2 separate regions of the Homo sapiens genome follow, and region 1 is linked to region 2. A link is a loop called in an ENCODE intact Hi-C map of the cell type or tissue named here. Cell type or tissue: Caco-2. All regions are shown on one strand.

Evidence for each region. Peaks named below come from ENCODE experiments on the same cell type or tissue, not always from the same donor. Only the 100,000 strongest peaks of a DNase experiment are listed, where the experiment ranks them.
Region 1: a loop joins it to region 2, with 13 times the contacts of the local background. A loop is called at or near these places in 2 of 110 quality-filtered maps.

Annotation. Positions count from the first base shown.
Region 1 is chr18:23,074,036-23,082,035 of GRCh38, reverse strand. No RefSeq gene overlaps it. Among named protein-coding and RNA genes, the nearest start is that of CABLES1, 57 kb to the left of the region's middle. In Caco-2, a CTCF peak has its summit at 4,408; a DNase peak (open chromatin) is centred at 4,435.
Region 2 is chr18:23,255,719-23,263,718 of GRCh38, reverse strand. It overlaps CABLES1 (Cdk5 and Abl enzyme substrate 1), which reads right to left. Exons shown (of 10, transcript NM_001100619.3): 10 at 3,249-6,492. The coding sequence ends at 6,352. It also overlaps a transcript of SLC35D4 not described here. Among named protein-coding and RNA genes, the nearest start is that of CABLES1, 120 kb to the right of the region's middle. RefSeq lists enhancers at 4,077-4,126, 3,757-4,420. In Caco-2, no CTCF peak of the experiment used is centred here; DNase peaks (open chromatin) are centred at 3,318 and 3,818; H3K4me3 peaks cover 199 bases.

The sequences.
Region 1 (8,000 bases), 180 kb after region 2:
GCCTCCCAAGTATAATAGCTGGGATGACAGATGCACACCACCACACTCAGATAATTTTTGTATTTTTTTGTAGAGATGGGGTTTTGCCAAGTTTAGGCTTGTCTTGAACTCCTGGACTCAAGTAATCCTCCTGCCTCAGCCCCTTAGAGTGCTGGGCTTACAGGCATGAGCCACTTCACCTGGCTAAAAGCAAAACTTTAAAAGGCCTAGAAGCACGTGCATTAAAATATCTTCATAACCTTGGGCAGGAGATAATCATTTCCCTTTTTTTTTTTTTGAGACGGAGTCTCACTCTGTCCCCTAGGCTGGAATGCAGCGGCACAATCTCGGCTCACTGCAACCTCCACCTCCTAGGTTCAAGCGATTCTCCTGCCTCAGCCTCCCCAGTAGCTGGGGTTACAGGCACGTGCCACCACACCCAGCTAATTTTTGTATTTTTATTAGAGACGGGAGTTTCACCATGTTGGCCAGGCTGGTCTCGAACTCCTGACCTTGTGATCTGCCCGCCTCCACCTCTCAAAGTGCCGGGATTACAGGCATGAGCCACCGCACCCGGCAATCATTTCTTAAGACTCAGAAACATGAACAGTACTTGAAAAGATTGCTACCTTTGTTAAAGGAAGTTTTCTGAAAAGGTAAAATCATGACTCTCACATAGATATACAATGAACACATGTTAAAGATTTTATTTACCTCATTATGAGACAGGAACCAGGCAGATGTTATGATCATTTAAAGGAGAAAGCAAAGAACCACATACTGATGTGGAATAAAGAAATGTTGAGGCCGGGTGTGGGGCTCATGCCTGTAATCCCAGAACACTGGGAGGCCGAGGTGGGCAGATCACTTGAGGTCAGGAGTTTGAGACCAGCCTGGCCAACATGGTGGAACCCCATCTCTACTAAAAATATAAAAATTAGCCAGGCACGGTAGTGGGTGCCTGTAATCCCAGCTATTTGGGAGGCTGAGGCAGGAGAATTGCTTGAACCCAGGAGGTAGAGGTTGCAGTGAGCCGAGATTGCACCACTATACTCCAGTCTGGGTGACAGAGTGAGACTCCATCTCAAAAACAAAATAAAATAAAATAAATGTTGAAATAAATTTATAAATAGATGTGAACTTCGCTCTTTCCAAAGGCAGGTTGAGGTGGGGGAGATTAATGGGTATGAGCAGAGGGAGTCAATTCAACCACCACCAAACAGAATTTACGTCTAGAGACAAGAATTATTTTGCATTGCTATCAGTATTTGACAACTTAAAAGTTAAAATAGGCTGGACAAGGTGGCTTATGCCTGTAATCCCAGTACTTTGGTGGGCTCAAGGTGGGGGACTGCTTGAGCCCAGGAGTTTGAGACAAGCCTGGGCAACACAGCAAGACCCCATCTCTATGAAAAATGTAAAAATTAGCCAGGCATTGTGGCACACGCCTGTAGTCCCAGCTACTCAGGAGGCAGAGGCGAGACGATCTACCAGAGCCTGGAAGGTGGAGGCTGCTGTGAGCTGTGTTTGCACCACAGCGCTGTAGCCTGAGTGATAGAGCGAGATCCTGTCTCAAAAAAAAAGTTATAAAATAGCTCAAAGACAATAAATAGCTGAAATTAAATAATCTAGAACAGTGTGCTCTAAGCAACACATTGTTTTCCACTGGAGACACCAGTAATTTTTTTTTGTTTATTCCAAGTTTTTTTATATATCTGATTACTTTTTTCTTTTTATTTTTGAGATGGAGTATTACTCTGTCACCCAGGCTGGAGTGCAGTGGCACCATCTCGGCTCACTGCAAGCTCCACTTCCCGGGTTCACGCCATTCTCCTGCTTCAGCCTCCCGAGTAGCTGGGACTACAGGCACCCGCCACCACGCCCAGCTAATTTTTTGTATTTTCAGTAGAGATGGAGTTTCACTGTGTTAGCCAGGATGGTCTCGATCTCCTGATCTCGTGATCCTCCTGCCTTGGCCTCACAAAATACTGGGATTACAGGCGTGAGCCACTGCACCCAGCCTGGGTGACTTTTAATGCAATGCCTCACATATAACAACTCAGTAAGTACCAGATGAATAGATAAATGATGAATGACAAAACGAAAATTTGAGCTGTAAGTAGAGTTCGGATAAAATATTAGCATCGGCCGGTTGTGGTGGCTCACGCCTGTAATCCTAGCACTCTGGGAGGCCGAGGTAGGTGGATCACGAGGTCAGGAGATCGAGACCATCCTGGCTAACACGGTGAAACCCCGTCTCTACTAAAAATACAAAAAATTAGCCAGGAGTGGTGGCGGGTGCCTGTAGTCCCAGCTACTCAGGAGGCCGAGGTAGGAGAATGGCGTGAACCCGGGAGGCAGAGCTTGCAGTGAGCCGAGATCGCCCCACTGCACTCTAGCCTGAGTGACGGGTCAAGACTCCATCTCAAAAATAATAATAATAATAATTAGCATCTTTGTAAGAATGGCAGAAAACAACTTGAGGTCTTTTAGCCTTTCTCTGCTGGCTATGACACATCTCTGTGCTTCCTGGATAGTTTGTTAGTTTCTGTTTTGTGTTCATTCATTCACTTATTATTCATTCTTATTATTCATTATTCATTCATTTATTCAACATTATTCATTGCAACTTGTGGGAAGAACAAAATAAACAACATTGACAACAAGGAATAAACCCAGAAGCAGCAAGAGACTTGGGAATTTTGTAGTGACGCCAGTTTGGTTTCCACTGATACATTCGGGTAAAAATGACTCCAGTTTGGTTTGCTATGTGGAAGACAAACAATTCATTCCTCACTCACTCTCCTCTGGAGTTGAGAGAAAACAGCCATCCCTCTTCTCCCTCTCTGTGGAAAAAGACCGAATCAGTTGGCGGAGCTTAGCTAAGCTTTTTTTAGTGAAGTTAGAACTTGCTTGGAGACACAGGACTTCCTCTACAAAAGGGCTTTTTTTTTTTTTTTTAATTGAAGGAAACACTGAAGTCTCTTCTAACTCTAGCTGGCCCCCAGCCTGGCTCTCTGCAGCCCCTGCAGTTGACCCTGTCTGACTTTGCCTCTGCAGGAACTTTCTTCACGTTCAAAACCATGAAACATTTTGCCCTGCCTCGGAGTAAAATCAAACACCAGTGAGAACCTCTTGAAGTGAGTTTCCATAGACTCTCAGATGGAAGCCTGGGAATTTCACTGTGCCCCTAAGGAGACCTGAGCTTCCTAAGAGATGAGGACACTTTGATTTCCTAATGTGACTTTTGTCACAGTGGAGCACACTTTGACTCTCACTTCCTGTTTTAATTCTGTTTGGAAATAAAAATCTGCTGAGATTTAGTTTCAAAAGAGCTTCTTGAGGTTTTCTCTGCCAACTAGAAAAGGGAATAACGGCCAGGCGTGGTGGCTCACGCCTGTAATCCCAACACTTTGGGAGGCCAAGGCAGGTGGATCACCTGAGGTCAGGAGTTCGAGACCAGCCTGACCAACATGGAGAAACCCCATCTCTACTAAAAATACAAAACTAGCCGTGCATGGTGGTGCATGCCTGCAATCCCAACTATTTGGGAGGCTGAGGCAGGAGAATCGCTTGAACCCGGGAGGCGGAGATTGCGGTGAGCCGAGATCACGCCATTGCACTCCAGCCTGGGCAACAAGAGTAAAACTCCATCTCAAAAAAAAAAAAAGGAAAAGAAAAAGAAAAGGGAATAAACACAATTGCAGTCAGCACGCACTGATAACCAGGGCTGCCAGTTAACGTGGGGACCTTGCTTTGTTGAGATGGAACACATCCTACTCGGGAGGGCTATGAATGAGGTCTCAAGGGGTGAGCCAAGGTTCCCTGGGTGGAGTGGACTGGGGAACAAGGCAGATGGAGCTGCACCAGGAAAAGCGAGGAGAACAGGGAGGGAGCTGAGGGATGTGGGGTGCATGGGGAGTGGTGGAATAGCAAAGCCTTCATTGGGAGTTGGGCTGTGAGGGGCCTTGTGCCAGGGACTTTACTCCAGAAGCCAGAGGGACTCATGGAAGGTTTCTAGCCTGAGTCAATTTGGTTTCAAAAGATCACTCTACGTGAAAGAAGGAAGTGCTTCTTTCTTAGCCACCTTCTTGGGTGGCTGCTGGGGTAACTTAGGGAAGCCATGCTAAGTGCAGGAGCTGAGATAGTGCCTTTAGTGACAGTAGAAGGGGTTAGAGGAGCAGAGGGGATGGAACCTAGACCTCAGCCATTCCCCGCGCTGCCTCCTGGTCCAGTGATCTTTCTCCTACTCCAGGGCACCACCAGCTCTTCCCCCAGAGCCCTCCTTGGCAGAACAGAGTATACAGTCCCTGCGGAACTGGAGGCCCAGCTAGAGATGGAATATGGCATGCCAGAAAGTTCTTTGAAGTAGTGTATTTTGTCTGAAAAAATGCATGCAAATATTTACGTTCTGTTTCAGAAGAGTAGTGCTCCAGGAAGCTGAACCACTTTTTTAACCTGTGACTCTGGTGCCCCCTGCTTTTCTCACTTACACACATGCCAGGCTGGGAATGGTCCCTGCTCCTGAGCAGCCAGTTTGTTGATATCCCCTCCACACACCATAAGATCATGGACGCCAGGCTTGCTTTCTGGAGTGGGAAGCACATGTGCACAAAGCATACCTGTCTGTGTCCTGGAAACACTGCCTTCACTTCTCTTGAGTGAAAGGATTTACTGAATTGGATTTACGATATTTAAATTAATTTTATTGTCACTCCCTTCAAATTCCTTTTTCTTTCCCCACTCTGATAAATACTCAGTTAATTAGCTTTACAGATCAAGAGTTAGCTAGTGGCGGCCGGGCACGGTGGCTCAAGCCTGTAATCCCAGCACTTTGGGAGGCTGAGGTGGGCAGATCATGAGGTCAGGAGATCGAGACCATCCTGGCTAACATGGTGAAACCTCGTCTCTACGAAAAATACAAAAAATTAGCCAGACGTGGTGGCGGGGGCCTGTGGTCCCAGCTACTCGGGAGGCTGAGGCAGGAGAATGGTGTGAACCCAGGAGGCGGGGCTTGCAGTGAGCCGAGATCGCGCCTCTGCACTCCAGCCTGGGTGACAGAGCGAGACTCCGTCTCAAAAAAAAAAAAAAAAAAAATGGAGTTAGCTATTGGCAGGCACAGACTGCCAGAGTCTCCAATGGGACGCCTTGGCTTAATGGTGCTGCAGAGTATTTTGTGCTTTGTATCTAACGTTTCTAAAATTGACAGTAATAGTGAACACTAACTGGCCAGTTGCTGGGTGCTGGACATGACGTTAGGGTACGTTATTTCATTTCTTCATTACAGCAAGCCTGAGGTAGATATTATTATTGTTTCCATTTTATAGATGAGGAAACTGGGACTTGGAGATAGTTTAAATTTCTCAGAGTCCTACATCCAGGAAATGGTAGAGCCAGGATATGATTTCAGGTGGTCAAATCCCAACACAAGAGTTTTTAGCCTTGACGCTGTAGGGATGAAACTGAATCTCTGGTGAACGACTAGAACATAACACTTAAAATCCTTTGCAGCCCCAGCATTTGATGATTTTGTGAAATCTTGAAGAAACAGATTGATTTGGATGAGACTTGATGAAGGATTGTGGAATATCACTATAAAATCCTACTTTTGGCCAGGCACCGTGGCTCACACCTGTAATCTCAGCAATTTGGGAGACTGAGGTGGGACGATTGCTTGAAACCGGGAGCTTGAGACACAGTCTGGGCAGCAAAGTGAAACCCTGTCTCTACAAAAAATGAAAAAAAGTAGCCAGGTGTGGTGGTGTGTGTCTATAGTCCCAGTTACTTGGGGGACTGAGGTAGGAGCATTGCTTGAGCTCAGGAGGTTGAGTCTGCAGTGATCCTGCCACTGCACTTCAGGCTGGGCTGCAGAGTGAGACTGTGTCTCAAAAAAAAAAACCTCTACTTTTTCTCCGTTCTATCATTCTGAGACAAAAGAGTATCAATAAGAATTAGAACTGTGTTTTTCTTTTTTTTTTTTTTGAGACGGAGTCTCACCCTGTCACCCAGCCTGGAGTGCAGTGGTGTGATCTTGGCTCACTGCAAGCTCTGCCTCCTGGGTTCACGCCATTCTCCTGCCTCAGCCTCCCGAGTAGCTGGGACTACAGGCACCCACCACCACGCCCATCTAATTTTTGTAGTTTTTGTAGAGATGGGGTTTCACCATGTTAGCCAGGATGGTCTCAATCTCCTGACCTCGTGATCCACCTGTCTTGGCCTCCCAAAGTGCTGGGATTACAGGCGTGAGCCACTGCGCCTGGCCCATTTTGTATTTTTAGTAGAGACAGGGGTTTCTCCATGTTGGTCAGGCTGGTCTCGAACTCCTGACCTCAGGTGATCCACCTGCCTTGGCCTCCCAAAGTGCTGAGATTACAGGCATGAGCCAGCGCGCCCGGCCTAAGAATTAGAATTGTGGTTTTCTGATTTTCATTGGGTACATGTATAGAAGCTGCGAAGAAAACTTGACTTCGTTTTTCATTTTTGTAAGACACTGTCTCTAACATTTATCCATGCGAGGAACTCTCCCCAGCCTGGAGCTGCAGCCCAGAAACGGCACCCCTGTGTGTGTAGCATGCGTAGAGGAGTTGGCTCCTCCAGGCTGTAGGTATCACCTGCCTCACCAGCCTTGAGTTTGTCTGGAAGGCTCAGTGCCCGTGCAAAATCCCTATCTAACACTACGGGACTGTATTGTTGTTATTTTGTTATGTTTGCAAAGCTGTCTTGCTTGACCCAGGTTTAAAAATGCAGTAGCGGCCAGGAGCGGTAGCTCATGCCTATAATCCCAGCACTTTGGGAGGCAAAGGCGGGCAGATCACGAGATCAGGAGATTGAGACCAGCCTGGGCAACATGGTGAAACCCCATCTGTACTAAAAATACAAAAACTAGCTGGATGTGGTGGCGCACGCCTGTAATCCCAGCTACTTGGGAGGCTGAGGCACGAGAATCGCTTGAACCCAGGAGGCAGAGGTTGCAGTGAGCTGAGATTGCGCCACTGCACTCCAGCCTGGCAACAGAGTGAGACTCTGTCTCAAAAAAAAAAAAAAAATGCAATAACTAGCTCGGTGTGATAGAGTTTGCCTGTAGTCCCAGCTATGGAGGCTGAGGTGGGGCATCACTTGAGCCTAGAAGTTTGATGCTGTAGTGTGCTACAACCATGACCCACCTGTGAATAGCCACCACACTCCAGCCTGGGCAACAGAGAGACCCTGTCTTTAAAAACCAAAAATAATAAAAATAAATGCAACAGTCACTTGAAATTTATCATGAATTGTATATTCTTTCTCATGTGTTTTAGTGGAAATCACTGTTGTCCATGTCATGCTGCTGAAACTCCACTTCATACATACAGTACATACATACATGTATTACAGAATAGCAGTCGTATTCCCAGAGCACTTTATAGTTTTTAAACTGATCTCATTTACATAACTTCCTCATTTGGTCCCTGGTGATCATCAGGATGAGTATTAGTAGTCCCATTTTACAGATGGGGAAATAAAAACTCAAAGGAGTTCATTGACATATAGGAGCACTTGGAAATCCTTCTATCTGCAAGGGCCTTTGGTTTACAATGTCTTATTTCTCTCCTCCACCACCCTCTATGAACTTATATCCAGATTTCTCAATGACACCTGTTGACTCTCATAAAAGTGTTCTTCCCTGGAATTAGGTTCTGGATGGTGGTCACCTTGTGTCAGTTCAGAGCAAAGTTCTGGAAGGTTCAGGGGAGGGCTTGTTTTTTCAGTGTTCCTCCGTGTGATGACTGCCTCCGGGTGTCCTGAGCTTCAGGGTCACTCTGCAGCTGAGACGCAGCACTGCCTGGCTCACAGGGCACTCCCAGTCTTGTTTTGACTGTACATCGATGTCGTCTCCTGCACTGCGCTATGTGGTTTCGGGATGCAGAGTTTCACAGAAGGCATATCAGGCTGTGAATACTCCACCCCCATCCCATCACAAAAACCAGTCCAAGGAAAACACCAAATGCTAATTGAAACTAAGACAACGGCACAAATATTTATGG
Region 2 (8,000 bases):
AAACAAATTTGCATTTCCTAGTCACACACTGATTAAAGGGACAGCAGCCAAGGAACACGCAGAGCGTAGGGCAAGGAGAATTTGTCTTAATTATAACACATGGTGGAAAATCTACACATGCACCACGAGACACTAGCTGGTGAAATGTTGGTGGACGTGAACACTGGCTGCGTTAAACCTGATTGTGATCTTTTACTTACTTTCAAAAGCCCCTTAGCTTACTTGTTATGGAAGCAAGTTTTCCAAACATTTCATGTTCTACCAGGGGGCTCAGACGTGGGCCCCACATCAAATGTGGAGGCCACTCAGACCCAAGAAGACGATGCTATGGATTTCGTAGCTCCAGATCCCTTCTCCTCTGCAGGGAAAAGGGCCAGCAGTGGCTGGGAAGGGCAGGGAGAAGGCCCTGTCTAACTGAGGGCATCAGAAGACCTCCTCTAACTCAAGGCCATCTCTCCAGCATCTGGCTCAGCCTCGCTTTGGCCCTCCACCATGTTAGTGGCTCTGTTTCATTCTAAGCATGAGGCAGGACAGGTGCTTGGGCTTTGGAATTATAGCTGGGTTTGAATCTTGCCTTTGTCACTTCATAATCGTGTGTCATTGGCCACCTTATGTGATGTTTCAGAGCCCCAGGTACCTCATTGTTTAAGGGTTAAATGAGGACAGGTGCATTAAGTGCCCAGCACAGGGCTGGCGCATGATATCTGCTTGGTGAATATCGAGTCCTCCTAAGCACCAGCCCCTTGTTGAAGACCGTGTCCAAGGCTTCATCTGCCTATCACAGTTCACGTCTCTGGTTTCTCACTAGCCTGTTCTGGTGCCCTGGTAAGGAGTCCCTGATTTCATTCCCACCCATCTTCTTTCCAAGCATCTAACTTGTCAGTTCTGGTTTCTTGGTCTTCACTTTTGGGACCAGACAATTGCTTCATCTTGACCCACTTTGTGATCTGTGTACTCGGCTAATTCCTGAGCACTGATTTCCAACCCTGCTGCCTTGGCCTTGGCCAACCCTGGGCCCACCTGGGGAATCTGTCTCTCCCCTGGAGCTTCCCTTTCAAGCTTCCACATTGAGGCTCATCTGGAGAACAGCCTCACGGCACCTGGTAAGGGTGCCTTGCACCTGCCCCCAGCAGGCTCTGCCCGACATCAGGAAGCCCACAGAACCCAGTGGAAGACACATTTCATAAGCGCTAGGTGGACGTCAATCAGTGTCAGTCCAAGCAAACTGGAGGTCTGCCCATTTGTGATGTCCCCAAGGTCACAGCTCTACAGTCCCCAGCTACAGTAGAGAATTGTGCTCCAGTGCTGTTGGGAACCCTGACTTGCCACCATCCTAACGCTGTATCTGTGAGCCCTGGGAACCTGGGATCCAGGCCTCATCTGAGCAATGTCCTTAACCAGCAGCTGCTGTGATGCACTGTAAGTTAGCTCTGTACTTGGGACCAATATGTTAGCTGTTGCTTAGTCCAGTTTACATCTTTTTGGCCTTGTGCACCCAAAAAATTGTTAGATGAAGCAGCTAGGTAAACACATGTCAAAACAACCTCTGAAGCTGGCACTATTCTTTTTGGTATTAAAGAAAAAAATTTAGATTTTTCTCTATACCTTTCTCTTTCCTAGACAGTTTTATGTCCTATGCTAATACGGAGGAATGGTGCCTCTCAGACTTTAACAGGCATACAAATCACCAAGGAGGAATGGTAAGATGTAGATTCTGCATCTTTAATAAGCCTGTAGGTGATGTGAATGCTGCTGATCCTTGGGCCGTGCTCTTAGTGGCAAGATGGTGGTGAGAGATGGCATATGGAAGCCCCAGCTTATGATGGTTTGACTTGCACAACTGTCAACTTTATGATGGTGCAAAAGCATTCCGTATAAATGTACTTTGAATTTTGATCCTTACCAGGCTAGCCATGTGCTGTATGATACCCCTTGGAGATGCTAGGCTGAATCATCTCACATAAAGCCTATTTTGTAAGAAGGTGTTGACTATCTCATGTAATTTATCAAATACTGTACAAAAGTGTTCTGAGTGTATTTGAGGTAGGAAAGGTTAAGCTGTGATGTTTAGTAGGTTAGATGTACTTTTTTCTTTTTTTTCTGAGACAGGGTCTTGCTCCCTTCACCCAGGCTGGAGTGCAGTGGTGTGATCACTGCAGCCTTGACCTCCTGGACTCTGGTGATTCTCCCACCTCAGCCTCCCAACTAGCTGGGACTACAGGCGTGTACCACCATGCCCAGTTAATTTTTTGTATTTTCAGTAGAGACAGGGTTTTGCCATGTTGCCCAGGCTGGTGTCAAGCAATCCACCCACCTCGGCCTCCCAGAGTGCTGGGATTACAGGTGTGAGCCACTGTGCCTGCCCCACCCAGCCCTTAAAAAACAAAATAGAGACATGGTCTTGCTCTGTTGCCCAGACTGGAATAAGGTGGAATGATCCTAGCTCACTGCAGCCTTGAACTCCTGGGATCAAGTGATCCTTCTGTCTTAGCTTCCTGAGTAGCTGGGACTACAGGTGTAAGCCACCACACCTAGCCGTACTAGGTGTATTGATGTTGTATAGATGATGTGTCATCTGAAGTCAAGAAGTCTGTGTGTGAGGAAGCACAGTACTCGCGAGGCATTTCTTTGTGGTTTTGCCAGTCTTAGGTTTGCAGCCTTTCTGGACTACCTATTTCGAAGTCTAAAGGGCCCTTTATGGGGTGGGGGCTCTTAGATAGCACCCCTTCCCATCCTGGCCTGGGTCCCTTCCGCTGGGCTGTGTGCAGGTGGCAAGAGGACCTTTCCCCTTCACCTGCCATTTTTCTTCTTTTCCAGCTTTGAATCTCAGCTTTGCTTTGCAGCTGCATGACTGGAAGCTGCTTTTTATTGACATTGGTGTTGGTGATGTGATTCCAGATTTACACTCAGTTTACTCCCTGCTCTTGCTGGCCCTCAGCACTGTGCTTACCCAACTGTGCCAACAGCCCCGGGGAGGTGACGTCAGGGCGCGCCCCCATCCCCAACCCCAAAAATCCCCCTTGATTTGAAAGATGTCTTTTGTTGCTGAACAGGTAACAAAACCACCTGGCTCAAATGCACTTCATTCTCCAGCCTCCCCCCACCCCACCCACTTAAGCTTGCAGCAGGGCAGAAAGGCTTCAGGCTCTCAGGAGTCACGGGAGGCAGCCAGGGCTGGGGAGGGCAAGGGGCCAGCTGTTCAGCACTAAGCCGGAAACGTCTGAGTGAGAGATAAAGAACTCAGCAGCCAGAGCATTCAACAGTTTTATTTGCTGTTGGGGAATGAAGGGAACAGGAAGGAATGACATGGAGGGGAAGGAAGCTCCTTACTCCCGTCACTAAGGTAGGGCACGTGGTACAGAGTGGCTTGTGTGAAGCGGCCGCCCCAAGCTGAGCCTGCAGCTGATAACCACAGACACCCTGGCAGGGAAATCTGTGATCGGAACAACAAAATGCCAAGGAAAACAAAACCCATTTGCATTTGGTATGAATTTCCTGTTTAAATAGGTTTTATTAGCGGGCAAGAAAGGAAAAGTGGTGACTTCAAGGTGTCATTGGGCTGGCAAGGGCTCGGGCCCCTGGAGGGGTACAGTGGGGGCTGGGCCACACTCCCTGCTGCCCGTTTCCTCCTGGGGGCAGCTGCAGCAACCTCTTGGCTTGTCTGCTTCCTGTCTCTTACCTAACAGTCAAGGCTCACTAGAGGAGTCCCGGGCCCCCTAGGCTGGCTCCGGGGGAAAAGGAATCAGGCAGAACCGGCTAGTATTATCCCAAGGAGTGTGGCTGGGCGGAGCTTCCCCACAGATCTCTGAGTGTGGGGAGGACTGGAGAGGCCTCAGGGCAGTCCTGAGAGGGGGCAGGGCTTACAAGGGGCTGAAGCTGCCCTCTGTGGAGGAGGTCAAAGGGCAAAACCTCAGAGCCAGTCTACTGCCTGGCCTTCTCGCTTCACAGGCTCAGACTTCCTCCTCGCCGAAGCCCAAGGCTGCGACGTGTCTGGAATGTTCCGTGTCACAGAGGTGCCTCTGGCAGTGACCTGCATCTCTCACCCTCCTCCACTTCCTTTGCCTCCGAAAAGCTCATGTCATGGACGTGCAAAAGGAGACCTCCTGATAAAATGCCTTCTCAGCCCCGACTCCTCACAAATAAATTAAAACCCACAAAACTGTCCATTCCACAAATCCACAGGCCAGGAGACAGTTTAAAATGAAAATGCATCTTTAAAAAGTAATGGACCACTAACTTCATGGGCTCACCTCATAAATGCTAAAAACCAAACAAATCACCCCAAATCCAAGTAAATTAGCCTGATTTTATCACACAGGAAAGGACTCAGGCTTCTCTCCCCACGTCTGGGCTGGCGGCCTGTCATCCATCGGACGTCCCTCCCCCCACCCCACTCCCCAGAGCTTGGCAGGAAATTCGGGGGCAGATGGGCAGTGGGGAGCTCTCTAGACCATTCTCAGATACCACAGGACCTGCTTCTCAGAAAGGCTCTCCCCCTGTAGGCACTGACCAGGAAGGTGGATGGCTTATCAGAGATGCAAGGTGACAGACCCCATGTGAGGAAGGCCAAGGGCATTTTGTAGTTCAGGCGATGGAGGCACCTTGAATATTTTCTCAATTTTGCTTTATAAACAGCAAGTGCCCTAAGTACCAGTTGATCTAGCTTTCGATCAGCCAAAGAGACCACATTAATCATATCCTCTCCCTCCTCCCTCCCCCCACCACCCAAATCACTGTCTTACAACTGATTCTGGCCAAGGAAATTTGTTAGCAAAATATTTAGGACTAAACTCAGTGCAATCTAAGATTCTGAAGAAGCCAAGTATTCTGTTTTGGCCCTCACCAGCTGCTGCTTGAATTTCTCCATCCTCCAAGACTGTCAAGAATCTGACAGCTCTGCTAACGAAAGCTGCAGACCCTCGGTTCGGTTCCATCGCCCTTTCTCTGGGCTGGTGTGTGAAGCTCCGAATCTGTGACCTCACTAGAATCAGTGTGCGCAAGGGGATCAGCAATGCAGGGCAAAGGTGACTGGTGAGACACACGTCTACACAAACGCATACAGGTATACAAAAAGCAACAAGAGTTTAATTCTCTTTTTACATGGCCACAGGCTCTCTTCAGTCAGGGGAACTTCAGCTGGTGCCTCTCTCTTGCAGCTATGAGGCGACAGTGTGGTGACATGCCTCATACAGACTGTCCCAGTAAGCCAGGACAAGTCACCATTAAAATCTTGCATGAACAGCCCTGGGCACGTGGGAATGTTAAGAAAGAGCCACCGCCTCCTTAGTCAGCTTAACCACAGCTCCAAACGCAGTTTGTCCCAGCTGGCAAACGCCTCAAACACCAATCATGCGTCGTGCTCCTATTCTGGGTTTTTATAAAACACTTTTATATAGCGATATAGATAGCACAGTAAATGTGCTTCTGATGCACTCTAACATAGAGGACAGGAATACACACTGTGGGGCGCCGCCCCAGCCATCTCCACAGTGGAGAAAGTGCGAGGGTTAAATACACGTGGCGGGGTGGCAGACGGCAGGAAGTTACAGAGCGCCACGCTCCACGTCCTTCCACGCGACTGACTCATCCAACACTCAGAACTCGCCTTCTTTATCCCCTTGGTGGGTAGGAGCAGTAACAAAACAATGTCAGTCATTTTCTAAGGGTGGAGGATGTCAAACTGTCTGGTACCGAGAGAGCAATTCTTATCCAGAAATCATCTAGAAATAATTGTTGAAGGTCAGCCTGACCCATGGCCCCAGGCTAAGGGCTGCTCTGTAAAGGGCGGGACTGGCTCTGGGGGTCTAGGGCTGATGCAGTATCTCTCAGACACTTGCACATTCACACACCCACACGCCCCAGGGGAAAGTGCACTTCCAATGCTGATACAAAAATAGATTGGCACACTCTTTGACACAATGAGGGTATCTTTTAAAAGTTTTCCCCCAACTTCTGCAGACTCTCTTCCCCCGTATGCTCAAGCCCTTCACACTCCAAGTTGGAACAGATCTGGAGAAGGCCCTGGACCACGCTTGCAAAGTTTGTGAATGCCGGGGAGAAAGACTGGGCTGGGGCAGCTAGGGATTCTCGCTAGTGGACAGAGGGCAGGGCCTCTCTGTTCTCAGCACACACCTCCTCTTCCCGTGCTTGAGGAGTCCATAGCTCATGGCTCCTCTTGGCTACACACCCAAGACTCCTTGGAAAGTTTCTAGTACTGCTTCTCCCCAAACTATGTCGAGAGGAAGAAAAGTCTGGTATTCTGAGTTCTACTTTTTTTCATTTCCAGTAGTAAGTAAGTGCTGCTCCACCAAGCTGAGAAGAAATGGCCCTTGGCTGTCCTCGGGGCCAGTGCTAGGAACTCTGGACCAGCCGTCTGTAGTGGGGCATGACTTCGTGCTCGGGCAAGTGGAGGGCGAATTCCAAGGCCACTAACACCGGGAATTCAAAGGCAATCAGTTCTCGCCTGTTCAGCCGGAACTTCTCTTCCAGTTTCTGCAACAAAAAGAAAATCAAAAGCATGTTCATTTTGAAATTAAAATCCTAGTCTTTCTGCAATTGCAGCTTCTCTATCCACCAGCCAGTGAGTGCTCAGGAGAAATCCACTTTGGGCAAAGCTCTGTGGAGGAAGAAAGGGAGGCACAGGCTGTGCTTCCTGCCTTCGGTCCTGGTTGTGAAGGAGCTGCTCCTTTCCCGAGGGGCTGCCCGGAACCACACATACATCTTATGACATCATTTAATCCTCTCAGGAATATGACATGGTTCATGCTCCGTATCTCTATTTTACAGATGAGAAAACGGGCTCCAAGAAGTCAGAGAGCTTAGCCAGGGTCACATGTGTAGCCAATTGCAGCACTAAGAGTCCACCCTAACTGGGACTCAAACTCTACCTGTGGCAACTAAGTGATTCAGGTTTAAAGGGAAGACTGAAAATAAAGCAAACCGGTGGTGGCTCACGCCTGTCATCCCAGCACCTTGGGAGGCCGAGGTGGGTGGATCACTTGAGGTCGGGAGTTTGAGACCAGCCTGGGCAACATGGTGAAACCCTGTCGTCTCTACTAAAAATAACAAAAATGAGCCGGGCGTGGCGGTGGGCGCCTGTAATCCCAGCTCCTCGGGAGGTTGAAGCAGGAGACTCACTTGAACCCGGGAGGTGGAGGTTGCAGTGAGTCAAGATTGTGCCACCGAACTCCAGCCTGGGCAACAAAGCAAGATGCTGTCTCAAAAAATAAATAAAAATAATAAAGCAAACCACGCACGACAATAAAAACCACGTGGTAAGTTCAGAAGGGAGTGCACTGATTCTATGTAGTTCAGTCCTTTCATCTTACAAGGATCTAAGTCCTCGGGAAGTCTCCACTTTCACAGTGCTACACAGTTGCTGTGTATCTAAACAGGGCTGAGCCTGGTGGCATCTTGCGTGCCCACCCAACTAGAGGGGCTGCTGGAGCTGGAAAGGAAGGAGAACCACCAAGGTGGGGATGGACAGGGAGGGCCTCATGTTTGCTCAGGCACATTCTGCCTTGGCGTCAACCCAGCTTTTGTCTTAATAAAATAAATCCTACCCACAGAGCAGATGTTGACTGCTTTCAGATCATAACTGGGATGAGACCTTGAGTTAGGTTTCTTGCTACCGTAAGTGGCTGGTCAAACCATTACTGTTATATTCTGCATCAATAGTGAGGAAGGCCTCACCCCATGTAAGGAAGGCCAAGGGCATTTTGTAGTTCAGGTGATAGAGGCACCTTGAATAAGGTAAAGTCAGCTTTTGCTGTGTGGTATATTGCTCAACTATGATTAAATGTGCATATTATTTATAATTTTATAAATATCTGTTACATCAAAAGATTCATTAATTCTTGGCCGGGTATGGTGACTCACGCCTAAAATCCCAGTACTTTGGGAGGTTGAGGTGAAAGGATAGCTTGAGGCCAGGAGTTCGAGACTAGCCTGGGCAATACAGCAAGACCTGGTCTCTATAAAAAATAAAAAAAATTAGCCAG